Regions from separate parts of the Mus musculus genome. Here all the other regions are linked to region 1. Evidence: chromatin loops called from intact Hi-C (ENCODE). Cell type or tissue: left cerebral cortex. All regions are shown on one strand. Links, peaks and the distances in the headings refer to the core of each region. The heading gives the core; the rest is flanking DNA.

Evidence for each region. Hi-C counts contacts between places; a loop is a spot of excess contacts. Peaks named below come from ENCODE experiments on the same cell type or tissue, not always from the same donor. Only the 100,000 strongest peaks of a DNase experiment are listed, where the experiment ranks them.
Region 2: it touches region 1 in a loop (3.0-fold over the local background); 10 of 42 quality-filtered maps call a loop at or near these places.
Region 3: a loop joins it to region 1, with 2.4 times the contacts of the local background. A loop is called at or near these places in 2 of 42 quality-filtered maps.
Region 4: it touches region 1 in a loop (2.6-fold over the local background); 2 of 42 quality-filtered maps call a loop at or near these places.

What each region holds. Positions count from the first base shown.
Region 1 is chr6:117,935,363-117,942,736 of GRCm38, forward strand. Fxyd4 (FXYD domain-containing ion transport regulator 4) reads right to left here and starts at 1,973. Exons shown (of 9, transcript NM_033648.1): 1 at 1,929-1,973; 2 at 1,376-1,418; 3 at 492-560. The coding sequence starts at 531. In left cerebral cortex, for the core only: no CTCF peak of the experiment used is centred there; a DNase peak (open chromatin) is centred at 3,761; H3K27ac peaks cover 854 bases.
Region 2 is chr6:118,006,197-118,013,570 of GRCm38, forward strand. Gm38884 (a long non-coding RNA gene) reads left to right here. Exons shown (of 5, transcript XR_003956500.1): 5 at 1,791-2,455. It also overlaps a transcript of Rasgef1a not described here. Among named protein-coding and RNA genes, the nearest start is that of Gm38884, 25 kb to the left of the region's middle. In left cerebral cortex, for the core only: a CTCF peak has its summit at 1,327 (motif pointing left); DNase peaks (open chromatin) are centred at 1,312, 1,829, 2,943, 5,062 and 1 more place; H3K4me3 peaks cover 1,427 bases; H3K27ac peaks cover 2,307 bases.
Region 3 is chr6:118,060,785-118,068,158 of GRCm38, forward strand. Rasgef1a (RasGEF domain family, member 1A) reads left to right here and starts at 5,601. Exons shown (of 13, transcript NM_027526.1): 1 at 5,601-5,678. The coding sequence starts at 5,661. In left cerebral cortex, for the core only: a CTCF peak has its summit at 4,348 (motif pointing right); DNase peaks (open chromatin) are centred at 4,395, 5,127, 5,685 and 6,191; H3K4me3 peaks cover 1,286 bases; H3K27ac peaks cover 1,496 bases.
Region 4 is chr6:118,069,412-118,076,785 of GRCm38, forward strand. All of the region lies in intron 1 of Rasgef1a (RasGEF domain family, member 1A), which reads left to right. Among named protein-coding and RNA genes, the nearest start is that of Rasgef1a, 6.7 kb to the left of the region's middle. In left cerebral cortex, for the core only: a CTCF peak has its summit at 4,252 (motif pointing left); DNase peaks (open chromatin) are centred at 1,832, 2,032, 2,199, 4,672 and 1 more place; H3K27ac peaks cover 1,573 bases.

The sequences.
Region 1 (7,374 bases), core at 1,617-6,616:
CTGCTCTTCTCCTGCTCTGAACAGGATAGTTGATTCATTTTTAACCTTGTCTGAGAAGTGTTGGACAGAGCCAGGCTTTTTGCCTCTTAAAGAAAAAGCCTAAGCTGGGCAGTGGTGGCGCATGCCTTTAATCCCAGCACTTGGGAGGCAGAGGCAGGCGAATTTCTGAGTTCAAGGCCAGCCTGGTCTACAGAGTGAGTTCCAGGACAGCCAGGGCTACACAGAGAAACCCTGTCTCGAAAAACCAAAAATAAAAAAAACAATAAAAAAAAAAAAAAAACAAGCCTACTTTGATAGGCACGGTCCATTTTTCACAGTCAACTGACTCAGTAGCCATTAAGCAATTTTTCAGTGTTCTCATTCATCCTGTACTAGTGTTGCGTGCAACTGACAGTTTAAAGATAAACACACTTATTGGGCCGCAGTCCTACTCTGGGGAGAGGCTGTCTGGTCTCCACTACCTTGGTGGGCGGAGTGTATGGAGAACTCACCTGCTAGCAGCAGGAGAAAGGCACAGGTGATTTCCTCCATATCAGGACCCAGGGTGAGACTGCAGGCTGCTGGGTGAGATGCAGAGTAGAAGTGGTGGCTTGGGTCTGTGATCTGTGACCTGCCACAGCTCACCCCATTAGTAAGAGGCAGAACTGGTGTGAAAATTAGACATATGAATCCCACATAGGCAAGCGCTGACCTTAAGGAAACGATCGCTTTCCACTTCCCCATACAGATGGTACTAGTGATTACCCGGGTATGTGGATTGCTTAATTCTAGTTACGTGTTCAGAAACAGAACACCCTGGAGTGACCACGTAGGCTTTGCGATCATCTCTTTCACAGAAGGTAGGAATCCACGAAGATAAAACCAAATGCTCCAAGTGAGGTAGGTGTCTGTTCTACGAAGGAGCTAGGCTTTCCCAACCAGGTGTCCAGGCCCTGCCTCTTCCACTTGAAAAGATCTGGGCCTGGAGTAATCCGGTTGAGTCGTAGATTATCTCAGAATTCAACAACAGGGCTGGAGGGTGCAGTTCCAGCCTCCTCTTCTAGAGCCAGGAACTCTGCTCCAAGCAGCCCCAGATCTACTCAGAGCATAGGTACCTGCTAGAAAGGTCTGCTGGTGTGAGAGACATAGCCCCTTTCTCCTGTGAGTAGGTCCTACCCAGGGCCTCATTTACATTGCTTGTGACACCCCTTGTGCAGCTGAGTTTTAGAGAGAAAAAGCCCCAGCCTTTCTTTCTGTATAATGGTAGCTATAGGCTAGTGCCAAGGGTTCAGTTTTGAAGCCTCGGTTACTGTCTACTATACTTAGCTCTGATCTGCTAATGAGATCACAGATCCAGCACCTACTGGCTGGGCTCAGTCTTCTCACATCCACTTACCAGGTGTGTGACTTAGCAGGTAATATCTCTGTGTTTCAGTGTCCTGAAAATTATAACAACCTTGTAAATTATGCAGATGAAATTAAGGGAGCTATGTATGATATGTAAATCCTAAAATATAGACCTAGCCCTGAAAACCTGCTACAGTATATATAAACCACATGGGCTTTTTGCCTTAAGATGGAAAAATGGATTAAAAATCTCCTGGACATGGGAGTTTATAATCTACCAGTCTCTGAAGCTGGTTTTCTTTTGTCCTTCATCAGTTTCTCCTACCCCTTCACACAAAGCCACAGCTCCTGGATTGTCTCATTTTCATTTTACTTCTGCTTCTGTTAAAGGTTGGCCCTTACTTCCCCTAGTCCTGAACTCGCTGCTACACAGTCTTAAAATCAGAACTCTCAAGGCCGGGAGAGGCCATCTCTGTTCTCACAATCCCCAAATAGTTGTTCACTTCTCAGAGTCTTGGAGGCATCCCCTCCCCCTTCCTCAGATGGTCTTTCTGCCACCCCTTCTAAGGAGCACACTTAAGTCCCAGCAAACATCTACTCACCCGGGAGATGACTCGAGCCAGGGGAGTGGTGCAGAGAGGAAGTCTGAGGAGAGCCTAGGTGGGTTCTGCTCTTTAAACCCAGGGGCTCCGCCCTGGGCCACACACCAGCAGTCTGGAGGGAACTGGTCCTACCTCTTATGCTCCCGTAGGCAGCCCTCCCCACCTGCTCTTAAGGCCATAGCTCACTTACCACACCCAGGGTAGAGCCAGTGCTGGGTCCTGGCTCCTTCAAGCTAAGGAATGAGGGAGAGACGGGAAAACTGAGACTACTGGATTTCAGTCCATGCTCCAGAGGAAAAGGGGGCCTCCTCAGTCTACCTAGGTCTTACGAGAAAGCTCCAGGTTTGGAAGGATGGCTTGGAAGGTAAAAGTACTTGTTACCACAACTGACAAGCTGAATCTGAGCCCAGAAACCACAGGGTAGAACGAAAGCTGACTCAGAAGTTATCTCTGATCTCTCTCTCTCTCTCTCTCACACACACATACACACACACACACACACACACACACACACACACACACACTAAAGGCCGCAGGGGTTCAGCCTCCTGGCTTGTGCTGTGTGGAATACCTTGGAGACAGTGAAGTAGATAATAGAGACTGGCAGTCGCACTGTTTTTATTTGAACTCGGTGTTCAGAGAGACGGGGCTGGGTCTGACAGGGAACCATTGGTTCACTTTACCACCTTCTTGCTAAACCTAGACACCCTGTGACTTGAGGAACCTACTTCAGGTGGAATAGGACACTGTCCCAGTCCAGGTAGACTTTTGCCTGCCTCCCACAGAGGGAGGGACATTGCCAGGGACAGGATAGCCTGCTTTGTCCGATGCTGGCCCAAACCATCCTACCATGGACCTTTGGATGATCCTCGAATCTCTTCTCTTTCCCAAGTGAGGGAGACTTGTCCCTGTCTAGAGGTCACTGAAGAAGAGTTGAGGTTGTCTGTCTTAGATAGGTGGGAAAGGGCTGTGAAAGGATTCAACAGTTACTTTCTTTTTAATTTTGTAATTGTGATGTTCTGCCTGCCTTTGCCTCCTGAGTGCTGGGATTAAAGATGTGTAATCGTACCCAGCCCTCAACCAGTTTTCTTACACTACCCGGGACCACCTGGCCAGGGGTGATGTCACCCCGGGTGAGCTAGACCCTACCGAATTGACTATTAATCAAGAAAATGCCTTGCAGATTTGTCTAGAAGTCAATTTTTTTTTTAAGATAGGGTTTCTCTGTATAGCCCTGGCTGTCCTGGAACTCACTCTATAGATCAGGCTGGCCTTGAACTCAGAAATCTGCCTGCCTCTGCCTCCCAAGTGCTGGGATTAAAGAAGTGCGCCACCACTACCCGGCTTAGAAGTCAATTTTATGGTGGCATTTTCTCCATTTCTCCTCAGATATGGAGTCATTTTCTCAATTAAGATTCCCTTTTCCCAGATTTGTCTAGGTTTATGTCAATTTGACAAAAATCAATCGGCACACTTCTCTTAATTACTATATTTTTCAGTCACATCCATTTCCCCTCAAATTTCACTTTTTCTTAAAGCTGAGTAAAATTCCATTGTGTATGTGTCTCCCGTCTCCACTGTCCACTGATCAGCTGCTGGCCTTCCTGGTGGGTTCTATTTCCTAGCTATTGTGAATACAGCGGCAACCGGGCAACAAACATGTCTGTGCAGGTTTCTCTGTAAATATGGGCTGCTTTGGCAGTATTCTGAGGAACGATAGAACAGAACATATGGTAGGTTTATTTTCAGCTTTTGGAGAAAGCGCCACGGTGACTTTCATAATGGCTGCACTGAATTGCATTCCCCCACCCAGAATGAGTAACGTTTCCCTGTTTCCCACATCCTTGCCAATATTTGCTGTCATTTGTTTTGAAGATCTATTTTTGTGTACAAGTTTGATTGGTCTCCATGTACGTACGTGTGCACATGGGTGCTCATAGCAGTCAGAAGAGAGCATGAGGTCCCTTGGAACTGGAGCTACGGATGGTGTGAGCCACCACGTGGGGGCTGGGAACTGAACCCGGATCTTCTGCAAGAGCAGCACACTCCCTCCGACTGGGTAAGATGGAATCACTAAGTAGTCTTAATTTGCATTTCCCTGATGGCCAACCATGGTCCACTTTCTTCCTTCCTCTCTTCCTTCCTTTCTCCCTCCCTCTCCCTCCCCCCCTTTTTTGCTTGTTTTGAGGCAGGATCTCACTGTGTAGCTGAGGCTGTCCAGGAACTCAACTGTATAGACCAGGCTAGCCTGAAAATCACAGAGCTCCGCCTGCCTCTACTTGGATTAAATTCATGCACAAATAAACCTGGTGTTGGACACTTTTGAAAATCCTTATTAGCCATTTGTAGTTCTTCTTTTGAGAACTTTGTTCAGTTCCGTTGCTCATTTTTTTATTGGGTGTTAGTTTTCTTGATGTTTAGTTATTTTATTTTATTTTTTATATAGTCTAGATTTCCTGTGAGATTTATAGGTGCCTAAAATTTTCTCCTATTTAGTAGGCAGTTTCTTCATTTGACAAAATGTTTCCTTTGTTGCACAAAGGCTTTTTTATATTATGAGATTCCATTTGTTTACTATTGGCCTTCTTTCTGAGGAATCATGAGACTTCTATTCAGAAAGTCCTTACCTCTACCTACATCTTGAAGTGTACTCTCTACTCCTCTACTCCCCCCCCCCCCACACACACATACACACACACTGATTCAGAGCTTCAGGAATTGATTATTTTCAGATGTGGAGTACTTGAGTGTGTAATTCAGATAATTTCTGGGTCAGCGAGCTCAGGCTGTAAAGCAGTATTCCGTGAGTAAGATATTAGCTGTATATTATCACTACAGCTGTGATATTGTCTCTGCAAATTCTGGGCTAGCCAGTTAGCGCAGTGGTCGCTTTGCCATCCGCAACTGCGGAAAGAGAAATAACCAAGGGCAGCACAGAGTAGCGTTTACCTCAGGAGATTGGGAGTAGAGTAGAGGTCGTGGTTAGGGTTTCCGTTGCTGTGATGGAGGCCATGACCAGAGCAGCTTGCTGAGGAAAAGTTTATTTCAGCTCACACTTGTTCCACATCACAGTCCATCACTGAAGGAACTCTAGCAGGACAGGGACCTGGAGGCAGGAACTGATGCAGACGCCACGGAGGATCTGCTTTCCTGGCTCCCTCAGTCTGCTCGAGTATACACGTCAGGACCACCTCCCTAGGGTGGCATTGCCCACATCAATCACTATTTGAGAAAATGCCCCCAAAGACTTGTTTACAGGCCAATCTGATGGAGGCATTTTCCCACCTGAAGCTCCGTCTTTCCAGATGACCCTGACTTCTGCCAAGTTGACAAGAATACCAAACTGGGACACGAGGGTTAAGAATTGGATTGAGCCAGCTGGTGATGGCACGTGCTTTTAATCCGGCACTCAGATCAGCAAAGTCAGGTGGATCTCTGAGTTTGAGGCCAGCCTGGTCTACACAGTGATTTTCAGGACAGCCAGGGAAACCCTGCCTTGAAAAGCAAACAAACAAAAAAATTGGATTGACTTTGAAAAGAAAAAAAAGTAAATAAAGTAGAGGGGAAGTAGTTGGGGTCAAGATTAGATTTAGAGGTTGTTAAGCTGTGGAAAGTTCTAGCTAATTAGCAATAACAGGAGGGGACATGAATGTGGAAAGGAAGAAATGACATAGGAGGAAGACAGGCAGCTCCTGAGAGGCACCTGGCAACCACAGTATGGAGTCCCTATAGCAAACAGACACACTCGCAAGGTGGAGATTATTATTAATAGGAAATAAGAAATAAGTATTCATTGAGCTAACTGCTGGACCATGTGTGCCCAGATAAAGGTGAAATTCTCAGGTCTCTGTGGCTCTAGGAGGCTGCATGCGGTGTTGTGTGTTCTTGAGGTTCCAGCGCGTTGTAGAGAAGCGGTTGTAAGGTGGTCCCCATGAACTGCTTTGCCTGTTTGCCTTCGCATCTTCAATCCTGCAGTTCTGCATATACATCTCTATGTATGTGCCTGATGTGTGTGTGTGTGTGTGTGTGTGTGTGTGTGAGAGAGAGAGAGAGAGAGAGAGAGAGAGAGCACACTATGGAGGTCAGAGGACAATTTTGCAGAACTCTCCATCCCATTACAAGGGTTTGTCAGGCTTGTGCAGCAAGTGCCTGGATCCACTTTATCAGTTACTTTCCAGTTGCTGTGATAAAACCCTTTTGGGCTTACGGTTTCATGGGGATGAGAGTCCATCACCATCCCAGCAGGGAAACATGGCATCAGGTAGGCAGGATAGTAGGAACAGCTGAGCATTCCCATCATCAACACCAAGAGCCAAACTGGAATGGCACAAGTCTCAAACTCTCAAAGCCCATCCTCCAGTGACATCCTTCATCAAGGCCAAACATCCTAAGCTTCCCTAAGCAGTGCCGCCAACCAGGGCCAAATATTCAAATATCAGACTCTGGGAGACATCTGTCATTCAAACCGCTATACCCACTGAGCCATCTCACCAGAGATCTTATTATTATGTGTATGTATGTGTGCCTGTATGAGTTTATGTGCACCACCTATGTGAAGGCGTCCAAGGTCAGAGGACACTAGATTTCCTAGAAGTGAAATTGTAGGTGGTTGTCAGCTTCCCATTTTAAGTGCTGGACCTGGGTCCCCTGGAAGAGCACTAACCACACTCTTAGCTACTGAGCTATCTCTCCAGTCCCACTCCCAATACTTCTTCATTGTTTTTTAAAAACAGAGTTTTTCTGTGTGGCCCTGGCTGTCCTGGAACTCACTTTGTGGTCTTTGTAGAGACCCCCCTCCCTCTGCTTCCCACACCTGGCTAGCACTAGGCATAACATCTAAGAAAGATAGGTACATCAGCATAGGAGCTGGCCATACCATAGAACACAAGGCCTGAGTGTCAGCTCCTGAGTCTACGGTCAGTCATGGGCGGCCCTGAGAGGCGTCGCACAGTCACGTACCACAGATGAGGCGGTTTCTCACCGCTGTGCTTGGCAGAGTTACACACAGGGAACCAGGCTCCTAATCCCTGCCTCTGTCCAGCGCCCACCGATCCTCTGCCTTCAGTGGGGACAGGTTTTCTTTGTATTTATTAAGGATATTGGCAGTAGAAATGAGATTGGGTCTTTGCAGAGGGCAGAAATTATGCAAAAGCGCTAGGTCCTTCCGTTGGCATAGATTCGTAGATCCGAGGTGCCTTCCTGGATACCTTCTAAAGAAAGTCTTCCTGCCTGCAGGGAACTGCTGTGTTGTGGTTATTACCCTCCATAGCCTAGGGGATAGAACTCATCTGAGGAGAAGGAATTTGGGCTGAGGCCCTACTTGGCTGCTGAAGAACAAGGTAACCTCTAAAGGACTTTTTAGTGATTTTTTTTTTTAAGCTGGGAGCAGTGGCAGAGTCTAGGGCAGGAGGTGGGGAGTTTGAGGTCATCTTCTACACAGCAAACT
Region 2 (7,374 bases), core at 834-5,833, 70 kb after region 1:
AGACCCTGAGAACCATAGATGCTTATGGAACCACAGTTTATGGGCAGCTGGTCAGAATGACAGTCATGGTGGCAGGTCTACATTAGAGATCTTCAGAGGAACACAAATTCTCAGGGGACATCATCTGCATGTGGCTGTAACGCTGAGCAGAGGAAGGAAGAGGTAAGTGGACCCAGGAGTCTACAGGGCAGCTTAGTGGGGACTTGCACACAGTGGCAGAGGAGGGAAACCCTACATCACACAAAGGGAGACAGGAAGCCTGCAAGTTGGGAGCACGTGGGAAGAGGGTAAAGGTGGGCCATGTCTGGGTCCGCACAAAGCTACCTGCCGTTGTCAGCTAAACAACGAGTAGCAGGCTGTGCTTGGCCACTGTTTTAGAGAGTTTGTCTTATAGTGTTTGTGATATATGCTGTGTCACCTGGCACAATGACAGCTATGACCAAGATGGCTGTAGTTATGCTAAGGAGGCTTCTTGGCGACTATTTCTCATCTCCACAGCCTACACTGCCCATTGACTCAAAACTACCCCATTTGAACTCATGTGGGGGAGATCAGAACTACTTCCCAGTCCCTTGACCTAGATCTCAGCCATGGACAAGACACACACCTTCGGGAAAGTCTCACCAGGCAGCTCCACTAGGGGAGGACACTGGGGAAAGTGTCTGGCCAGTTTAAGCCCCGGCATAGGGTCTTCGGTTTCAGAATTTTACCATTGACCTGGGCTTGTATGCTCTGCTTGAGCAAAAAGATTAATATGCAATTTAAATTTGATATGAAATGAAATCGCATAGATACTCTGCCTATCTATCCTTGGGTCCTTCTTTTCTGTGACCCAAATACTTGAGACTATGTTTGCAGCACAAGCCCAGTTGTAAACATTTTCTGTTTCTTCAGTCCTAACTATCCTAGCCTGAGCTGCCTTCATCCCTAATCTGTTTATTAGGACAGGTTTTGTTTTCTTGTTGTTTGTTTTTTAGCATTCTATAACAAAATACCTGAAGCTGGGCAGTGCATACAGAACAGAGGGTTATTTAACTCTTTAGAGACCGGACTGATTGATCTGACCTATAGTAAGCTACTCTTCGGTCACGCAAACTATTCATCATGGAGAAAGCATCAGTGAGCAAGAGAAATCATATAGCAAGACATGACGTCAGAGTCTGGGAAAGGTTCAGTAATTTATCAACAACCCTTTCCCGAGAATGAACCAGAGTCCCATGAGAATACATCAGTATTTGAGAGAAACACCCCAAATGGCCTAATCACTTCCACTAGGTTCTGTAACTGCAGTTCCGGAGAATCTGATGCCCTCTTCTGGCCTTGCTGGGCGTTGCATGCACATGGTTCACAGACATACTTTCAGAGAAACACTCATCATACACATAACATAAAAATAAACCTTTAAAAATATATATTTAAAACCTACAGACAGTATCTGAAGAAAGATATGGCCAGATGTTCGCATTGGAAAGACTGTTTATAATTTATAATCATTAAAAATAGTTTTAAAATAACTTTATACAGAGCAAAATGTGCTTTTGTGTGTGTGTATGTGTGTGCGTGTGTGTGTGAGTGAGTGAGTGAGTGAGTGAGAGAGAGAGAGAGAGAGAGAGAGAGAGAGAGAGAGAGAGAGAGAGGGAGGGAGGGAGAGAGAGAGATCATGTGATTAGCACTACCAACGAAGAGGCAGCTCCATTTTGTCACCCCTAGAGGTTTCTGGCTCACTAGTCAAGCTTTTCTCTGCACCAACCATCACTTGGTTTTCCTCTCTACAGTCTTCTCTTTTCTAGGACATCACATAAGAAGAGTTGGGCGGATGATTCTGAGCTTAGCATCTTCTGTGTAATGCAGCCAAGAATCAGCCAAGCTGTGCTCAATACCAGCTCCTCTCTTACTGTTGGGAAGTGTTCTGTTGTCAGCTGCACTGAATGCTTTTATCCATCCATCTTCTGTACAATTTGGGGGTTGTTTCTGGTCTGTGGCCACAGTAGAAATTTTTAGAAACCCCTTTTCAGGAACCAATAGAATACAAGATCCAATCCAGTTAACAATTTAGAAGGTTTAGACTTCTTTAGCCAGCCCCACCCTGTTGGTGTGTATGGATTACTCATGCTTTGCAAGGGCATGCAGGGCATTTCCTAAAAATAGACTACACCCTAAGCTCTAAATAACGCAAGAACAAGCCCAGCATGGTGGAGCAGGCCTGTTAATCTCAGCGCCTGGGCACTGAGGCAGTTGGGATGGAAGTCTCCAATCACCCTGGGCTAGATAGAGCCTGTGCCCATAGTGCCAACTACTCTGAGAATAAGGTGAAGGTCTGCTTGAGCTCAGGAGTTCTAGATCAGCTACAGCAGTGTAGAAAGATCCCACAATTAACACAGAAACCCACAGCTAGATAACATGTAGAGAGTGAGAGACTTTGGAGCACTCAACCCTAAATGGGATTTATTTATTTATTTATTTATTTGATATTTTCTTTATATACATTTCAAATGCTATCCCGAAAGTTCCCTATACCCTCCCTCTGCCCTGCTCCCCTACCCACCCACTCCCGCTTCTTGGCCCTGGCATTTCCCTGTACTGGGGCATATAAAGTTTACAATGCCAAGGGGCCTCTGTTCCCAGTGATAGCTGACTAGGCCATCTTCTGCTGCATATGCAGCTAGAGATATGAGCTCTGGGGGTACTGCTTAGTTCATATTGTTGTTCCACCTATAGGGTTGCAGACCCCTTCAGTTCCTTGGGTGCTTTCTCTAGCTTCTCTATTGGGGGCCCTGTGTTCCATCTTATAGATGACTGTGAGCATAAATGGGCTGTTCTTAACACATCCCATCTGCCAAGGATCAAGGATCTAGGCAGAAGGGGTGGCAGAAGTGGTGGACGATGCCAAGGAAACAGTCTTCAAGACACAACAGGACGGATGCACACATGAACTCAGACTTGAGCAGCACCCACAGGATGAACACCAGTGCCCACCAATGAAAAAGGAGAAAGTATGCAAAGTCCCACCCCTAACCAAGATCCTGTTTGCAATGGATACCTACTAGGAACAGGAAAATCGGCTTTCTTCAGCGGAATGCCAAATCACCCACACTCCAAGGCAGGCCTTATGCCCAGGAGCAGCTGGCTCCTTTTTGGGGGAGGATTTTTTTGTCATTATTTTATTTGCTTGCTTCCCTCCCCTTTTTGTTTTAGAAAGAGAATGTACATGAAGAAGGTTGGATGGGGTGGTGGTGGTGGGGAGATCTGCAAAGGGTTGTGGGATGGAAACCGTGATAAAAATATATTGTATGAAAAAACAAAAAACAAACGCAAGCTGAACTTTTATTTATTTTTTATTTTTTATTTTTTAAAGATTTATTTATTGATTATATGTAAGTACACTGTAGCTGTCTTCAGACACTCCAGAAGAGGGAGTCAGATCTCATTAGGGATGGTTGTGAGCCACCATGTGGTTGCTGGGATTTGAACTCCGGACCTTCGGAAGAGCAGTCGGGTGCTCTTACCCACTGAGCCATCTCACCAGCCCAAGCTGAACTTTTATTAAAGCAAAAAACAAAAGGAGAAAGAACCACAGGGGGAAAATCTTTTCACAAAAAACAAAAGGAGAAAGAACCACAGGGGGAAAATCTTTTCACAATGCAAATTCAGGGGCAAATACCTATTAATGTAGTCACCGAGTTGCTGTATTCTTTTAAAAGTCTATTGGACACACATTTACTTTTGTTTATATGTTATACTTACAAAATGTTTTAAAGTTCACATCAAAAGAACAAAAAATGAAGGAAATGGTAGGAAGAGATATAGATAAATTAAAATTAGTCATAGTGAAGGTGGGCCGTTTGGAATGTTGTGCCTTGAATTCTCCTCCTCCTCCTCCTCCTCCTCCTCCTCCTCCTCCTCCTCCTCCTCCTCCTCCTCCTCTTCCTCCTCTTCCTCCTCTTCCTTTTCCTACTCTTTCTCCTCCTCTTCTTCTTCCTTCTCTTCCTCCTCCTCATCATCGGAGAGCTAACTTCTATGAGGCTAACTCTCCCCACTGAGCTTTATCTTCAGTCTTGATCTCCATTTATGGTACCTGTCTGACATTTTCCACAAAATATATTTTTTTAAAAAGTGAGGTCATGACATTATTGTGTAAAACCCTCCAGCTGCTCCTCAGCTCTCTGTGTTAAAAACTCAGTGAGTTAATGGTGACCAGGTCAGCTGCTCTGTCACTTGGCACGTCCTGGGGTCTCTTCTCCACCACACCCACTCTGGCCTCCTTCCAAGGGATCCTGGATCCCAGGACCTTTGCATTTGGCCTCTTCCGAATCAGAATGGTTTGACTCTGACAGGACTTTGTTAAAATGCCCTTTCATCAAAAGACTCCCTGGACCTCTCCAAATAGATCCTTCAACTTGACTACAACCACATTTCCTATCTCTGGATTTTGCTACTGTTCTTTCCTCCGGGGATCAGTGGTACCCGATGTTTGAATGGTTTTTGGACTCCCTCCTCCCACCCCTCTGTCTACTTGCTATGACAATGTCAACTCCAATCAGGCAGAAGCCACCATAGTTGTATGATCAATGATGACATCTAGCATATAGTAGGTGTTCCGGAAACTCGCTGAATGAGTGAAAAGGGTCTTTGGTCTCTTCAAGAGACGCGTAGGGCCCCTCGTGATCTTCCGTACACACCCTGCAACCTGTGGGCTTGCTGCGTCCTGCTTGTTTGGATCTGGCTGCCTGCCCTGGACATTCTGGATCCTGGGGCTATCTTCTCAGAAGGTTCCACTGGAAGCCAGAATGCTCCTCGTGGTTCTGGACAAATGGGAGCCATAGAATCTCTCAAGGTGACTTTGGAGCCTTGACCTGTCACTCACTGGCTCTGAGATCACGCAGGTTCATTTCACCTCCCAGCATCAGTTTTCTCATCTGCCCAGAGGGAATCTAAAGCCTACCAAGCCCGCAGGGTGACTGGGAGAAGGGAACACTTTCCCCGCCAGGTACCACTGATAAACATGTTCGCAGCTCTCCTAGAGTCGCCAAATGGGTTTTAATGAGGCAGCCACATCATCTTTGGGGCTGTCGGCTGCCATATCCATTTTCAGAGAAAGCCTGGCCCGCCCTCTCCCGCGGCACCTTCGCCCCGCACCCTCCTCTGCTCGCCCCGCGCCCTCCTGCTCGCTCCCCGCGCTCGTGCTCCCGGGCGCCGGCTGCGGAGGGAACTGCTCTGCCCGCAGCTGGCGCAGCGCGGGGGCGGCCGCGGGTGGGCGGGAGCCGCGGGCCGGGGCGCCGAGCATGAGCCGCCGGCGCCGGCCGCGCGCTGCTCGGGGCCGGGCTGCGGCGCGAGGGCGGCGCGGGAGCGACGCTGGCGCTGACCGAGGTAGGCAGCGGCAGCCCCGCGCGCCCCTCGGCTCCTCCGGCGGGCCGTCCCCTCGGGTCGTCAGCGCGGGCGGGCGTGGATCCAGGGACGGGCGCCGGGTAGGGCGACAGGGAGCCCCGCGTGGAGTTCCTGGAACTCCGCCCTGGGCTGGACGGCGGGACCCCTGCGCCTCCTGCACCTGCCGCGCGCGGGGCGGCCGGGACGAGCATGGTGGGAGCGCACCGGGTAGCAGGCGTGGGCACCACTGGCAAGTCCACTGCCCAAGGCCTGGCGTGGGGGAGGGGGCCGGGGATCCGAGGAGCTCAGGGCTGCGCAGTTGGAAGTTTCCATTTGCTCTTCTGCGTTCTGGGTCTAGGGTGGCATCTCACGCATTTGCTCTTGGCAAGGAATTGGGATGTAAGCACTGCATTTGAGGGTAGAGAGCCAGGGGACATGGTGAGGTGTGTCCCTCTGTCCCGTGGGCTAGGGCTAGGGTCATTTGAAGGACCGTTTGGGAGCGTACACTTTGACAGGTACAGCTGGCTGATTCTGGTCAGAATAAGCGTGGTGTGTGTGTGTGTGTGTGTGTGTGTGTGTGTGTGTGTGTGTGTGTGTCCGTCCCAGTCCATTCTGCGGCCTGCTGATTGGGGAGAGACTGTGTGATGGGTCCCTGATGTCTCCATCTCTAGCTACCTCTGAGAGATGCAGCTAGTGGATATTGACAGAACCTGCCTCTTGGAAGCTGCCTGGGGGTTGAGACAGGTGATCAGGTTCCCTCTTTCCCTCCTCAGGACACCGAACCCCCATTTCTGTCCCCACCCCCTGCTTTTATTAGCTGTATCCCTCTGTGGGACAAGGGAGAGGCTCAGATGGCCTCCTGCCCCAGGTTTAGATTGGCACCCAGGGGCGGGCCTTCACCTCCCAGGGCTCTCCCATTTTCTTCTTGATTTGGTCTTGTCCATCCCAGACTCGGTGGGCAAGAACCTCCCTGCTGGGCTTGGGCTCTCCAGAGCAAAGCAGCCCCCCATAGCCTGGTAGAGAGTTGGGAGACCACATTTTTTGACTTGTGAGCCATGGGCAGGCTGCAGACCCCTCTGAGACATGGGTGTTTCCATGTTTGGCTTCCTCTATACTACTTTACCTCAGCCCAGGAAGAAGCCCCAGAGTAGGAGGACATCAGGGACTCCAAGTTGTGGCCTGAGGACAGAAGAGTGGGTTCCATGCCTGGCCAGCCTTCCCCCACCCCACTTCTATGGCTGTGGGTTGTAGTGGCCCAGCAACCATTTGGGTGGTTGTCAGCTTGAAGAGAGAGAGAGAGAGAGAGAGAGAGAGAGAGAGAGAGAGAGAGAGAGAGTGTGTGTGTGTGTGTGTGTGTGTGTGTGTGTGTATTTTCCTGGGCCCATAGCCTCTGCTTCTGAGAAGCGAATACCCAGATTCTATGATAAGGTGTGGAAACTGTGTTCTCTTGTTCATATCCCCTGGGATTTGGAAGCCCACTCAGATGTTCCCAGACAGTGGTGCCAGAGGCCTGGTCTGAAAACCATCCAGGAGTTTGTCTGTCTGTCTGTGTCTGTCTGTCTGTTTGTTTCTGAGATGTGCTTTCCTGTTACCAGTGGATGCTGCCTTTTACCTGGCAAGCCGTGGCAATGGAACCGTTCATACAGAACAGATCGGGTTTTGGTGTAACTTAGCAACTGCAGACAGAGGAGGAAGGAGAGGAGAGGGAGGAAGAGAGTCAGAAGAGAAGGGGGAAACGCTGGGCCCTACAGAGGCCTTGCTGAGGGAGTAAGCGGCACCTGCATAAAGCCCCCACCCCCCACTGTGAGGACCACTCTACTCTGGCTTAGGGTTTTGGCCAGTGTTGTCCAGGGCAGCTGACAGGGCCTTGGAACTGTCTTAGAACTGCTGTCTCCCAGAAGCTACAATGCAAAATAGGTCGAGAGAAAAGATGCCATGCCAAGGCCGGGGTCGTTGAGCCCCTCCCTGCTATGGAGGGGTCTCAGAAGACTGGGATGTCCATGTCCACAT
Region 3 (7,374 bases), core at 1,452-6,451, 130 kb after region 1:
TTATTCAGCTTACACTTCCCACATTGCTGTCGATCACCAAAGGAAGTCAGGACTGGAACTCAAGCAGGTCAGGAAGCAGGAGCTGATGCAGAGGCCATGGAGGGATGTTCTTTACTGGCTTGCTTCCCCTGGCTTGCTCAGCCTGCTCTCTTATAGAACCCAAGACTACCGGCCCAGAGATGGCACCACCCACAAGAGGACCTCCCCACTTGATCACTAATTGAGGAAATGCCTTACAGCTGGATCTCGTGGAGGCATTTCCTCAACTGAAACTCCTTTCTCTGTGATAACTCCAGCTTGTGTCAAGTTGACACAAAACTAGCCAGTACAGGTACTGTGATGCCTACAGTGTCCCTCTTTTTGCTGAGGATTGATTTGTCTCTTTGGAGGTCTTCTGTATGGAAATATGAATTTGGGGATTTTTTAACACTGGGAAAAGTATAATTGCAATTTCGATGGGGATATATTGGCTGTGTAGATTGCTTTTAGTAATACGGCCATCTCTCCAGCCCCATCTCCAGCCTCTTACTCTAGTGTCTTACAGTTTCACTGTAGATGTCTTCACCTCCTTGGTTAGATTTATTCCTAGATAGTTTTTTGTTTGTTTGTTTTTGTTTTCACTTTGAAACTCTTGTTAATGGGGTTCCCCCTAATTTCTTTCTCAACAAGTTTGCTATTGGCAGGTGGAGAGGCTACCGGCTTTGGCGGGTTGCATTTGTGTGCTGTTGATTTGCTGTTTGCAGTTCCAGGAGTTTTCCACTGGAGTCTTCAGGGTCCCTTCCATGCAGGATCAAGCTGTCTATAAACAGGGATAATTTCAATTCTTCCTTTCCTACTGATATCTCTCTTCTTTTGTTTTGTTGCTTTCGATTTTTAACAATATATTGTATTATATTAAATAAGTGTGGAGAAAGCAGGCAGCCTTGACTCATTCCAGAGTTTAGAAGAAATGCTTTTAGTTTCTCCCTGTTTATTATGTCACCTGTAGCCTTTACTGTGTTTAGGTATGTTCTATTCCACATTTCTTCAGGCTTCCTTTTGTTATTATTATTATTATTATTATTATTATTATTATTATTATTATTGATGTTGAACTTCACTGAAGGCCTTTTCTACATTGAGGTGATGATGTGGCTTCTGTCCTTATATGTATTCAATGAAGAGCTCAGTCTTGCTCTTACTGATTCATGTATGTCAAACCAGCCTTGCTTCTCTGAATGAAGCCCATCATGATGGTCTTACCAATGTGTTCCTGGATTCAGTTTGCAAGAATTTAATGAATACCTTTTGTACCTATGTTCATCGTGACTGTTTTCTTTTCTCTCTTTCTCTCTCTCTCTCTCCCTCTCTCTCTCTCTCTCTCTCTCTCTCTAACTATTATGTACTTACCTGGTTTTGGTGTTAGGGGAAAGCTGGCTTCACACACTGAGTTTGATAAATTCCTTCCTTTTCTGTTTTATGAAACAGTTTGAGAAATACTCATGTTGACTCTGTCTGTGTGTCTCTCTGTCTCTGTCTCTGTCTCTCTGTGTGTCTCTCTGTCTCTGTCTCTGTCTCTCTGTGTGTCTCTGTGTCTCTGTCTCTGTCTCTGTCTCTCTGTGTGTCTCTCTGTCTCTGTCTCTCTGTGTGTCTCTCTGTCTCTGTCTCTGTCTCTGTCTCTTTCTCTCTGTGTGTCTCTGTGTCTCTGTCTCTGTCTCTGTCTCTTTCTCTCTGTGTGTCTCTGTGTCTCTGTCTCTGTCTCTCTTTCTCCCCGGGTTTGCTTGCCGGGTGCCTTTATTATTGCTTCACCGTGGTTGCTGAGCATGGATCTGTCCAAGTTGTTTTACCCCCTCTTGATTTAAGAAGTAGATCATGTGCATGTAGGAATACATCTATCTCTTTTAGTTTAAAAAAATAGATTTTCAAAATATTCCCTAATTATTCTCTGGGTTTCATTGGGATCTGTTGTAGTCTCCATTTTTTTTAATGTTCAACTTTATTAATCTGGTCTCCCTCCCTCTCTTTTTGAATATATATGGATGCATCTGTTCAAGTGGGGGACACCTATCTAGAGATTAGTAGGACGAAGTACTGAAACCTCCCACTAGTGTTGTGTCAGAGTGTATCTAATTTTTATGTCCACTAGTGGTTTATAAAACTGAGAGCCTGGTTTGGAATATATGTATTTACTATTGTTGTATTTTCTTGATGAGTTATTCCATTTATTATTAGGCAGTGACCTTTTACCTTTTTTTATTTCTTCTGATCAATTTTGATTTGAAGTCTACTTTATTGATTGTCAATAACTGCACAATGTTTGTTTTAAGCTTCTATTCACTTATGGTTTTACACCCTGTATCTCTTGGTTTGTGGTGTATGTGTCTTATGCTTTCTGTGCCTTATGATCAAAACCACCCTTCTTCCTTGGTGTATAGGTTTCCCTTAGCAACCTTCTGAGGTGATGACCAGATGGTTATGCAGAGCTCTGGTTTGTGCCTGTCTTGAAACATCCTCTGTGGGGGATGCTTGGGTTGTTTTTAGTTAGAAGCCATCGGAGACAGTGCTCATGTATCTCTAGGTATGAGTCTGTGAGCGTTTCTGCCAAGTCTGTATACTCCAGGTGGAGCTTTTAGATCTGTGTGTGCTCAGCTCCCAGAAGACAGTTGGAGCTTGCTCTCACATGACTGCCCTGGCCATGTGGCCACTAGCAACGGACAGTTTTGCCACTTTCTTGCCAGCACTTGGCATTTTCTGCTTTTTCATTTTTGCCAGTCTGGGTGTGTAGGGATTTTCACAGTGTGATTTTAGCGTCTCTCTGGCTGATGACTGATAAACTCCAATGACTTAAACATGCTGCTATACCATGAAGTACCTCTCCATAACTTTGTTCATTATACAAACGGGTCTTTGACTCTTTTGGCTTGTTAAGTTCTTATATATATTATAGGCTTGAGCCCTGTGTTGGCTGTCTATACCTGAATCCACATCTATATACCATATCTATATTTATCTCTCTATCCATGTCTATGTTTTGCCCATAAATTCTATCTTTATACATGAAAACCTATATCTTTATCCATATTTCATTGTCCTATCTTTCTCAATTTCTGTTCGTATCCATATATCAGGATCAGCATATCCACACTAGTATTCACATCTAACTCCATAGCCACATCTGTATCTGCAAACAGGCAAGTATATTCGTGTATATGTTCCATAGATGGATTCCACCATGCCCCTATGCACAGGCAAGTTACAGTTACTGACTGAACAGTGAGCAGATAAAGATCTTCCTCTCATGGTGCTCAGATTCTTTTTAAAGCAGACCAATAAGGAGGTGGAAAGATAAGGCTGGATTGAGTAACCCAAGGAGGGAACCTGTGGTGAGGGAGATAGGCCACGATGGAAGGTGACCTCTTAAAGATGTCATTGAGAAGATGACATATAGACAGACTCCTAAGGGGGTGTGACCCCACACCTGGGGAAGCACTCCATGCTAAGCCAGGTTAGAGGAGCTGAGGTCCTCACAGAGAGAGAGCAACAGAACCCCGAGGCCCCGGGACTCCGCTTTTCACTGTGATCTTTACTGAAGCACTGCAATTTAAGACCAAAGTGCCCAGACCTTACTTGGGCCCCAATGGAGTCCATCCACCCGCGGAAGCAGACAAAATGCTATAGCTTACAATTTTGTCCTGTGCTTATGAGGATGGCCCTGTCACTTTCATCACAGAGCCAGGCTTCTCTGCCTCTTTTTTCAATCACTCTCAGGGTAGTCTCTTATAGACAAGGACTGTTAAGGACAGCCCCCGCTGTCTGGAGTAAGGAGGGAAGCATGTCCTCCCATGTGTCTTGCCTTTCCAGTAACCCCAGCAGCTGTTTACAGACCGCATCACATCTCCACTTTCCAATGGTGTCTTGGGTCGGGCACCACAAGCCCTTGCTGCGAGATAGCTTTAAGCAGGACATCTGACAGGAGTCAGCCTTTAGCCTGCCAGCTTCCCTAGGTCCCTGGACGCTGGGAAAGATGTGGATTGATGCATATATGCATGCTGAGGTCAGACTTGTGACAGACAGCTTCATCCATGTCTGCCAGAGATGGGACTAGATAGGCTCCCTGGGGAAAGCTTGCTCTGGAGCAGGTGGCAACTGGCTTGTTAACTGTGCATGTGGGAGAAATGCCATCACCCTCTTAGGACCCAGGTGTCCTAGAGGGTCAAGGAACAGGGCTAAAGAAGGCAGGGACAGGTAACTTCCTAGAAGTAGAACTCCAGTTTTGTTTCTCTTGGTATTAGAAGAGCAGTCTGAAGGAATGACCTGAGCCTAGCAAGGGCCCAGCACCCGAGGGTCTAGGTGGGTCTTGACAAGATTCGCCAGCAGAGGTCACTGTGAGCTTTGCATCCCCTGGAACAAGATGCAGGGCTGGAAGAGGGGGGCCCTGTGTGAAAGCTGATGCACCCTCCTCCCCGCCATCTGTGGAGCTGTTCCAGGAGGGAATAAATACTATGGGCTCTGAGACCCCTGAGAAGAAAGGTGGGGTCCAGCGACAGTGCGAGCTGGTAGAGACGTCAGGGGAGGCAGAGCCCAGAGGGCCTGGGTCCTCCTAGGAGACAAGGGAATGAGCCCAACATTCAGAGTTCCACAAGACTGAACTAACTACCCAAGAGTCTGTCTGCTGATGGATCTTTGTGCTAAGAGAGCTGATGGAGAAAGAGGGGAAGGGAGATGGCAGGAGAGAAGTGTGCTCCCTCAGGCCGCTGGGCAGAGATCAGACAGGGTGGGGTAAAGTCCGGGTCATCAGTCTCCATTAGGGACCATGGCTTGCTTGTGTGCTCTCATAGGATTGTTTAATCCCCCCTGGGCATCCTCTGCCCCGTCTATGGTCTATGGTTCCAGCTGAGAGCAGCTTTGACTCCTAGAACCTGGCCCAGCTCTCTCTGCCCTCCCAGCCTCTATCTGCTTCCTTAGTTTCAGATCCCCAGAGAGGGCATTCTTCATTTCAGCCCACCGCTGCCATCTAAACTCTAAGAGCTGGAGCTGCGGTGGGAGGCACCTGACAGGATTCTTTCCTAGTGCAGGGAGTGGGGTGGGGGTGGGGGTGAGGTGAGATAGATCCTCAGAGACAGGCACCAGGCATATCCCTTACTCGGATTAGCCCTTCCACGACAGCAGCTGCTGTATCCCTGGCGTTCTGGGGATGATAGAAGGACTGAGGATTCAAGACACTTCAGACTACAGCTGTGTGGAGCGAGCGCCCGCCCGGCAGGGGAAGCATCTGAACTAAGCGCTGCTTGGGCACCTGCGGTAGCTCTGTAGCGTTCAGTCTCCAAGGAGGAGTCTGGGACCCTTCCTGGCCCTCCCCTCCCCTCCCCTCCCCTCTCCTTCCTGGACTTCACCAGCAAGACGACCCACCCCGCCCAGAGCCCAGAGCCTTGACCCTTACGCCATTCCCAAACCTAGCACCACAAACCCTGCGGGTGCTCACGCCTCACTGTGCCTCGCCCTGTCCCTTGCTAGTGCTCCTCCCAGGGTCTTGTTCACGAGGCTCGCCAGCCCCGCCCCGGGCGGGAGGTGGCTGGGTCACGGGAGGGAAGTCCCCGGGCTTGGGCGGCACTGGCTCAGCCCCGGAGGGTAGTCGGGCTTCTACACCGCCTGCGGGTCCGGTAGCGGGAGCTGTAGCCAGGATGTTTCTGGAGCCCCAGGTAGGGTTGTGGCAGTGCGGGACTGCGGGTTAGGAGCACTCCAGGGCAGTGTCTTGACCACAGCAGGACCGCAAGGTTAAGGTTTCTGTGCCCCAGAGCTTGGGAAGCGCGGCCAGGAGGGTGCTCGCCCCCAGGACAACCAGGGCAACTCTCTCTCCTGTCCCTGCCCGGACACCTGCCGCCACTTGGGCCTCGCCCAAGGTGCAGCTGCTGCCTTCCTAGCCTCTGCTGACACCAGCGGCTCCGCTGTAAAGCGCCACTTGAAAACCTGCAGGGGGTGGGGGTGGGGTGGGGTGTTTCGCAGCAGGGTCCGGGTGCGGCAGAAGAGAAAGCAAAGGGCTGTCCTGGACAGAGCAGACTTGTAAAAAGCAGTGGCGATCTTGGAATTTCCCCTATCCTTGGGCTCAGAACCACTGTTTACTCCATAAGTGCTTGGAGTGGGGGCGGTCTGTGATGGAGTGGTTGATCATGTGGGAGGTGTGCGCTTGTATGTGCGATGTGTGGGCGGGAGAGAGGACGTGTTTATATATGGGAGGCTTAAGTGAGAGCCGTTAAGAGGAGGCAGGTGTGGGGGCAAGGCTGTGCCTGTGCATTCTCAAATGTCATGTGTTTAAAGAGAAGAGTGCCTAGTGAGGGGAAGGCTGAGAATCTCCCTAAAATTAACCCTGGGCCTGAGCCACCACTGCACCTTTCTAGCTGTTTTGAGCCATAGTGGGCAGTGGGATTCAGGAGCAGTACACAGACCTGTCTAGACCAGACCCAGTGCAGACCATTGATTTGGAAGAGTGGAGATGAGGAGCCAACATTAATGGGCTGAAGATGTAGGACAGACAATGCACATTTATTAAGCACCTGCTATGCGCTGGCACTGTGGTTTGCAGAGAACTAAGCAGGCAACAGTTCTTATCCTCACAGAGCTCATCTGGGTGCCAGAAAATCATTGGTTCTTAACCTGTGGGTCAAGACCCCTTGGGGTTAAACGACCCTTTCAAGGGGTTGCCTCTCAGATAGCCTGCATGTCAGATATTTACATTATAATTCATAGCAGTAGCAAAATTATACTTATGAAGTATCAGCGAAATACATTTTATGGCTGGGGCTCAGCACAACACGAAGAACAGCATTAAAGGGTCGCAACATTAGGAAGGTTGAGCACCTCCACAGTGAGTAATATACAGACTAAGTTACATGGCAGAAAGGACTAAAGATGAACGTAGAGGAGTAGCCCACAGCAGGAGTGCATCAGGAAGGATGATTCTGGTATCATGCAGACGTAAAACGATGCTCAGCTCCGGTGACTGTTTCCTCTGCTAATACCCATCCTGCGTCACTCTGCTGTGCCACCTACTTTTTGCTGGGGAACAGGTTGACAGGGTCCTAGGACAGGAAGGGGCCCTACATTGGCACCTCAGTTCTAGCTCATTGACACACATCATTCTACTAACCACCAGGGGGCTACACAGCCTGCCCCGGTCTCCCCAGGGATGTGTGGCACACTTGGGCTTAGCGAGCTGACTACCAGTGTGGGGTGATGTTTGTGCCTTTGTCAGGGTAGCCAGAAGAGGCGTCAGAGATGTCCTGTGGGTGTAAGGACCCCACTGAAGAAGAGTGAGAAAGAACTAGGTGAGTGGGAACATTTAAGGAAGACAGGGCAGGCCTGGGTGGGGAAGCCATCTGTGTGGGAGGTTGGGCTTTT
Region 4 (7,374 bases), core at 1,486-6,485, 130 kb after region 1:
TCAAAGGCATGAAATAATTCATTTTAGGAACCCGCAGATGGGCCTGCTTTTGTTTCCTCCCAAGGTCTAGGTGGCCGTCAACTTCCTTAACATTCACTGCACTTATCGGTGTATTCAAGTTCTAAACATGGTTATGCATGATTAGTCTGTTCTGAATATTTGTATTTTCTAGAAAGATGCCAGTTCAAAGGGTGTTCAGCCATGTAAAGTTGCATAGTGGGGTTTGTAAAAAGCTTGCCCCTTTCCCTCCCTCCATCTTACTTTGCTTTCGTTGCTTAGAATTGCCAGGGACGAGTGATCTCTCTCTCCCTGTCTCTGTCTCTCAGTGGAATCCAGGGCCTTGTACATGTTAGGCCTGACCTGACCACTGAGTCATACTTCCACTGAGTCTTGGGAAAATTGGTTTGTTTGTTGTTTTTGTGACTTGAGTCTCACTGTGTGGCCCAGGCTGACCTGGAACTCATGCCCCCCCCCCCCCCACTTCAGAATCCCAAGTGTCAGAATTACAGATATAAACCACTGTGTCCCATTGCAAGATGTATCTTTTTAGCTGTATTTCCAAGAGGCAGCTCTTGAATTTAAGGAGTTCTATTGCCTCCAACTAAATCTATTTATTTTATCTCTTGGCAAGTCCTTCCCCCTGTTTCCTTTGCCATATTTTTGTTTTATTTAGAATTTCTGTGAGGGCTCCCCTCCCCCCCTGTTTTTGTCTCTCAGGATCTAGCCACTCTCTTCAGCTTTCATCCCAGGCTGCCCCAGCCTTCCCAAAAATCCTCTACGGTTGGCTAGGTGAGGGAGGGATCCCTAACGATGGTGGCTCCACTCACAAGTCTTAAACACCCTGTGTATCATCTATGAGCTGTAAGTTCCAGGATGATGGCTTCAGTCTTTTGGACATTTGTAGTTTTTCCTGGAAACCGAGATGTAGTAATGTGAGCTGCCTTAGGGAAGGAAGGACAAGGGTGGATACGCCACTGGCCCTGGGTGGACACACAGGAATGCTGCTGTGCATGCAATACTGGGAGACTTGGACTTGTGTGCTGTCCTGTCTCAGAGTCTGCAGCCACTGGACGAGGGCCCAGCAGAGAGTAGGTAGGTGCCCCTCCACCACCCTTCCCACTCACTGACTCACAGAAGGCTCCCTGTTCCAAGCCATATGGGTCTCAGGGATGCATCTCTGGACATCTGCCAAGATGAAAACCCAAGCAAGTGCAATGATTTGTTTTTAAACACAAAGGAAAAAAATCTTTACTCGGTCTAATTAGGTGTCATTTAAAATGAAAAGGACCCCTTGTTCCTTGTCTATATTCAGCATCCACAGGCAGCTATGGAGGGTGGCTGATGGCTCTGCGACACACCTGCCATCCTTCCCCTCCTATCCATTCTTCTGGTCTAGCCTCCATAGGGCCCTCACCTCTGACCCAGCCATCTTGTTGCCTCTCACATGCCATGAGCCTTGTGCAGGGCTATGGCCTGGACCAAGCTGTCAGTTGTGCACTCAGGTCTCTTCCTGTTGGATCCATGTAAGAGTGGCTGCCACACTAGGCTCTGACCAGCAGCAGGGCATCCTATTCCAGTGTTTTTCAGGACCCCAGGAGGTTGGCTTCCCACATCACTTCTCCTCCCTCTGCCATAGCTCCCTGGGAAGAGGATGGCCATTTGCTAAGATGCCCTATTTGCCTGTTGTCCATGTCTGTGGCCACTTGGGCTCCAGAAATACAAGACCCGGAAGCCAAACTGCATGCAAGGGAGGCAGCTCATTCCTATAGAGTCAGCATAAGAGGAGATGATGACATAGGCCAAGAACTGCAACTGCCCAAGCCTGGGGTTGGTAGGAGGCAAGTCGCAGCCACCCCGCCTACTGACAAAGGCCAGGGATTCTCTGACATCCCACCTGCTCCCAGCCCACGCCTCTCAGACCTTGAGAATGGACTTAGTTATTGGTGGACAATGACAGTCTGTCCCCTAAGCAGCCACCACAAGAAGCTGATAGATGAAAAGAGGCAGTGGAGGAGGGAAAGAGGAGGAGGATGCTCAGCCGTAGCAGGATCTGCAGCTAGGAATGAGGAGATGGCAGGATTCCTCCCACTAATTCATAGTAAATATGGTAATAGAAAGGATTTCAGAAAAAAAAAAAAAAGAGCCACGTGCCCACAACAAAGCTTTAATTATCGGTGGTGTGCTCAGGCCCCACCTTTGTGGAGAAGGACCAGAGGAGGTGCTGTGGCTGCCACTCTGGTTCCCATGGCAGCCACCTCCTTGTGGGAACCCAGCCTGCTACCCTGTGCCAGGCCCTGGCCTGTTCTATGATCACAGCAAGGCAATTGTGGCCCTTTTTTTTTTTTTAAAAAGAACCCCCAAAATCTAATGATATTTATTTATTTATTTATTTATTTATTTATTTATTTATGTGTGAGACACCTGTGTCCTGGCATGTCTGTGGAGGTCAGAGAATAGCAAGAGTCAGTTCTCTATTTCCACCGTGGGGGTCCTGGGAATCAAACTCAGGTAGCTCTTTGGGCTTGGAGCAAGTGCCTTTATGTGAGGAGTCATCTTACCTGCCCCAAATGTCATCTTCCTTTATGGTGCTGTAACTATGGCTCCTTGAGGTTAGACTTATGTGGGAGCCAGTGTATGGCCTATTGACCCCTAGCTATCTCATGGCCTCTGGGCTCAGTGTTCCCGCAGATCAGTCACTGGGTTAGGGGCTGGTTCTCCCAAGAACTTGCTTGCTGTAGAGAGCACAGGTGGTCAAAGGGGGGAGAGGGTGACAACTGGAGGGGCTATGAGCCAAGAAGGTAGCATGCTATTTCTATACAGGAGGCAAGTGGTCTCCCTAGGCCATGGCTGCTTTGAGCCTCCATGCCTGGGATAGGGCTGAATAACAGGCCAAGGGATCCATCTGCCAGGAGTCAGAGTTGGCATCTGTCTTCTCCATCTTTGCTGTGGGCCAACTGGCTGCCTTACAAGGTGTTAACAGGGGGCCCAGAGGCCTGGCCAGGGGAAGACCTATATCATCTCTCAGTCTGTGTCCTGCTCTTGCTGAAGCAGCCAGGTGCACCCCAGGCTGTGGGCCTCAAAGCTTCACTTCACTATCACATGTTACAGGGGAGGAGCTTCGTCTCAGCAGAATGACATAGTTGCTATTTGGCCAGCTCAGGCCTAGGCTATGCTTGTGGCTAGACCTTACCCATCTGCTGTGTGTGGATCCAGAGGACAGGACCACAACCAGAGCTCAAAGGGGGAGCTGAAGAGCTGGTTTCACTCAGCAGTTAAGAACATTTATCTGATCTTGTAGAGGACTTGGGTTTGGTTCTCAGCACTCATATAATGGTTCACAATGACCTGTAGCTCCAGTTCTAGGGGATTCCAAGGCCTCTTCTTACCTCCATGGGCACACAGATGGTACATATGTGTGTGTGTGTGTGTGTGTGTGCAATATATATATATACATATATGTGTGTGTGTGTGTATGTGCAATATATATATATACATATATGTGTGTGTGTGTGTGTGCATGTATATGTGTATATATTATGCATGGTGTATATATATGTGTGTATATATGTATATGTATATATGTGTATATATTATGTATATGTGTACATATATGTGAGTGTATATGTGTATATGAATATATGTGTATATATTATGCATATGTGTATATATGTGTCTGTGTATATATGTACACATACAGGCAACACACTCATATACATAAAAAGTAAGAAAGAAAGAAATCACAAAATAAAAGAGCATAAGGGAGACATTTCAGCTCCAACTTCAGGACCCTAACTTTGGAGGAGGGAAGACAGTCTCCAGGGGAATCTTTGAGGGAGGCTTTTGGGCTGGACAGAGCCTGAGCCAAAGACTCTCAGGCAGTAGCTCACCTGTAGCTTGTGGCATGGGCTGTATCCTGGGAAACTGAGCCATGTATTTTTCACTCAAGACTTGGGCCAGGCTCCCCAAGTGTTACCTGCTCCAAGTGGAGATGGGAAAGTCAGCCTGTGGGAAACAAAAACCTGCGTAGTGAGGGGTAGGGGAGTTGATGATAAAGGTGTTGTTAGTGTAGGGCAGGAAGTCTTGTTTTGCCTCAGCAGATTCCTGAACCCCTACCTGTGCACATGGGGGCTCCATCTGCCAGTCAGATTCCCACTGCCCCTCAATGCAGGCCCTGAGGGTATAGTAGTGACAAAGAGGTGCTGGTGAGGGGATGTGGAAGTTCCTGTCCTGAGGGAACTCTGGCTGGAGAGCCGGGAGGTTCATTTGTGCCCCCTGTTGGCAGGAAGGAACAGACCCTAAAGGTAGGAAGAAGAGTGGTCCCTAGTGAGTGCCTAGTAGTCTCTAAACAAGAGATGCTTGGCTCTTGAGCCTCCCCTTTCAAGGCTGAGGAGCTGAGCCTGTAGGGAGGTGTGCTCACCCAACACACCGAGTCTTCTGCTTACACTTCCTCAGCGCCTGCTCCGAGTCCTAATTATAATTTAGAACCGCTGTATTGGAGAATGTGGTGGCCCTGCCAGCGACCTGATGGCAGCCTTCTGGAGATGTGACAGAGGCCCAAAGCCTCTGGTGCAAATTCTCTGCCCCACTGAAGGCTCACTGAAGGTTTGTACCGGCTCCAGGAAGCTGGTTGTGTATGTAGTGAGCGTCCATTAATGAACAAGGAGTGTACTCTCTGGCATCTCTCTCCCTGCCCCAGCCCAGTGCAAGTGCTTTCTGGAAAGAGTGATTGGGAGCCATTGTAGGGTCCCTGGCAGAGCTGGGCTCATGTGCCCTCCCCCTGAGTCTAGGCATCCAGCATATCCCTGACTGTGGCCTCTGATCTGCCCTTTAGATTTTGTGCCCTTGAGGGTAGGGGCACAAGGCTGGGCCCCAGCTCCATCCTGGAGCACCCCCGCCCAGGCAGCAGAGGAGAGACAGGCAGGATGTGTAATTTTCAGTTGCTAATTGTGATGTCCTGCAGCTTGCCGAGCTAAAAATAGTCTCAGTTTTTGTTGAGTAGGTTAAAAAATAGAAGCCTGGTGCTGCCTCAGAGAGCAGACCCCTCCCCAAACTGGCAGAGGCAGGGAGCCGGCTGATGCCCCTCCACCTTCTGACAGAACCCTGGGTGTTTATGCAAAGTGTACCCTCAGGGCCATTTTTGTCCTAGTTTTTCAGAAATCCTGGTTGCTTTGCCTGGGCCTAAGGACAACCCCCTGGGAGCCCCAGAGCCCCTGAAACCACGTGCAGCACGCTGAAGGAGTGTATCTTTATCCTCATGTCCATCTGGATAGAGGATCGGCCTTCCTCTCTCCCTCTCAGCCTTCCTTCGTGTTCCTGAGGAGATGTTGGGGAGGTGGGGGGGAAGGCAAGGCTGGGCTTACCTGCACATCACTGCCGGCCTGAGCAGTTGAATGGAGGTCCTGAGGGCCAGGGCTTGCTGCCCTTATCTGAGAATCGAGCTTTCTTCTGTGTTGTAGGAGTCACATTTATGTGTGTCGAGCTACATGGATACCCCAGTTCATGGCTTCCTCTGATTTCTAACAATAGAATTTAAAATTCAACAAGGTTAGTTGAGAGCTACTTCTACACTTCTTAGAAATTTCCAGAACCACAGACTCGAATCTGGGAAGGGCTCTGGAATTCTGAATGTTCTTGGCAATCCCAAGACACAACAGAGGATGCCCAACTCCTGCTTCCCAGATGTGCGTGAAACTGGCCCCTTCTTAGGCCGTTCATTGCCCTACTCTCTGCTGGAATGGGGTTGGCTGGGTTGAAGGGCAGCCTGCTAGCTGGCTGTCCCTCTGGGACATCCAAAGTCCTTCCCTTAGTGTCTCTGGGAAGGAGACTTGCACTTTAGAAAAGATGCGTTGGATGAGGTGTACTGGGAAGACTGCTGACCCTCGCCTCCTCTTGGGAAGGAACCTGCCGGAGAGAGTTGGTGTTAGAAGCAGGTAGCTGGGCCTCAGATGTTTCCAGGACCCAGAACAGGCTGCACTGCCTCCCTCTACGCCCCCTAATGCCCCCATCTCCTGAAGGAAAATGTTCTTGTCCCAGCTAATCATTTACAGCGTCACTCTGCCCTCCCCAGTCTCCAGACTTGCTGTCTAGAGCCTCCGAGGTATCAAGTTAGAGGCAGAGAGGAAAAAAAAAAATAAGGGCGTGTTTCTTGAGACTATCCCCAAAGCATGCACACAGTCACAGGGTGGGGACAGGAGAGAGGGGAACAACCTGCAGTGACTTGACTCTACCCTGAGGTCAGCATCTATCTTTCCCTGGTCCCACTAGGCTGATTGCTGGCAGCCAGGGGCTGAGTCTTTAATGAGACCTCTAGAGACCAAACCACACCCTGGCTTCCCCACCCCACCTGGCTCTTGTCCTCCATGGACCTAGCTCTTGTCTTCCATGGGCATCCACAGTAGAGGAAACAAGAAAAGGATCCAAGAGAGGGAGGGGACAGAAGAATAAATGGCCCGGGCCATTCACATGCAGGAGTGGATGTGAAGATGCCCACACAGTGTGTAGTGAGGAAAGGCAGTGGGTTCCTCTGGTCTGGACCCTTTGGTCTCCACTGCAGCAGCTGCTCTCAGTCCCAGGACTCCCCCCAGGGGGCAGAGTCTCTTAGCCCATGTAGAGTTTGGAAGCAGAGGGCAGTATTCTCCAAGTAGAGCCTCCCCACTGTGGATGCAGTGTGACCTGTGACCTCTATCCTCTGCTGCCGAGCCTTGCCCACCAAGATGGATTGAACCCTCCAACTGTGAGTCAGAACAGCCCTTTCTCATTTCAGTCAGTTTTGCTGGGTGTTTTATCACAGCAACAGGAAAAGTGATTATGGCCCCATAGTGGCTACAGCCAGCTTGGTCTGGGCTGCTTGGCGCATAGAGGGGCACTAAAATCTCTGCCAGGATTGGAAGAAGGGACCTTCTTTATGATCTGTTGCCAAATCTTGCTGCCCATCTTGTTCTTTCCCAGAGTATCTTGCAGCCCAGAGTAACTGCTAGCTATCTTATTCTCTCAGCTCTGTCCGATCCACAAGAGTCTCCCAGCCCTGGCTGCCTGCCACTGCTGTTGTGTTGTGCTGGGGCCAAGCTCCATCACACACCTGCTGGAAGCAGCTTCACATCTGGGGCCATTATCCTTTTCTGTCCTGCAGCCTGCCTGGTTCACATCTCAGTGTGCTTGTTCTGAGCTTGAAGCTATCCTTTCTTTACCCCCACCCCACCCCCTACTACATTTCCCGCAGTCAGGAGGCCATGCTGCAGTCTGTGGCTGTGGTCCTGAGACTTACAAAGATGCAACGATTGCTCCTATCAACAGCTGGAGGGAAGCTGTTTCTTCACTAGGTGTGCGTTCCTCACCCTTCCCTCCTTACACTTCGGAGCCATCAACGGGAGCGTG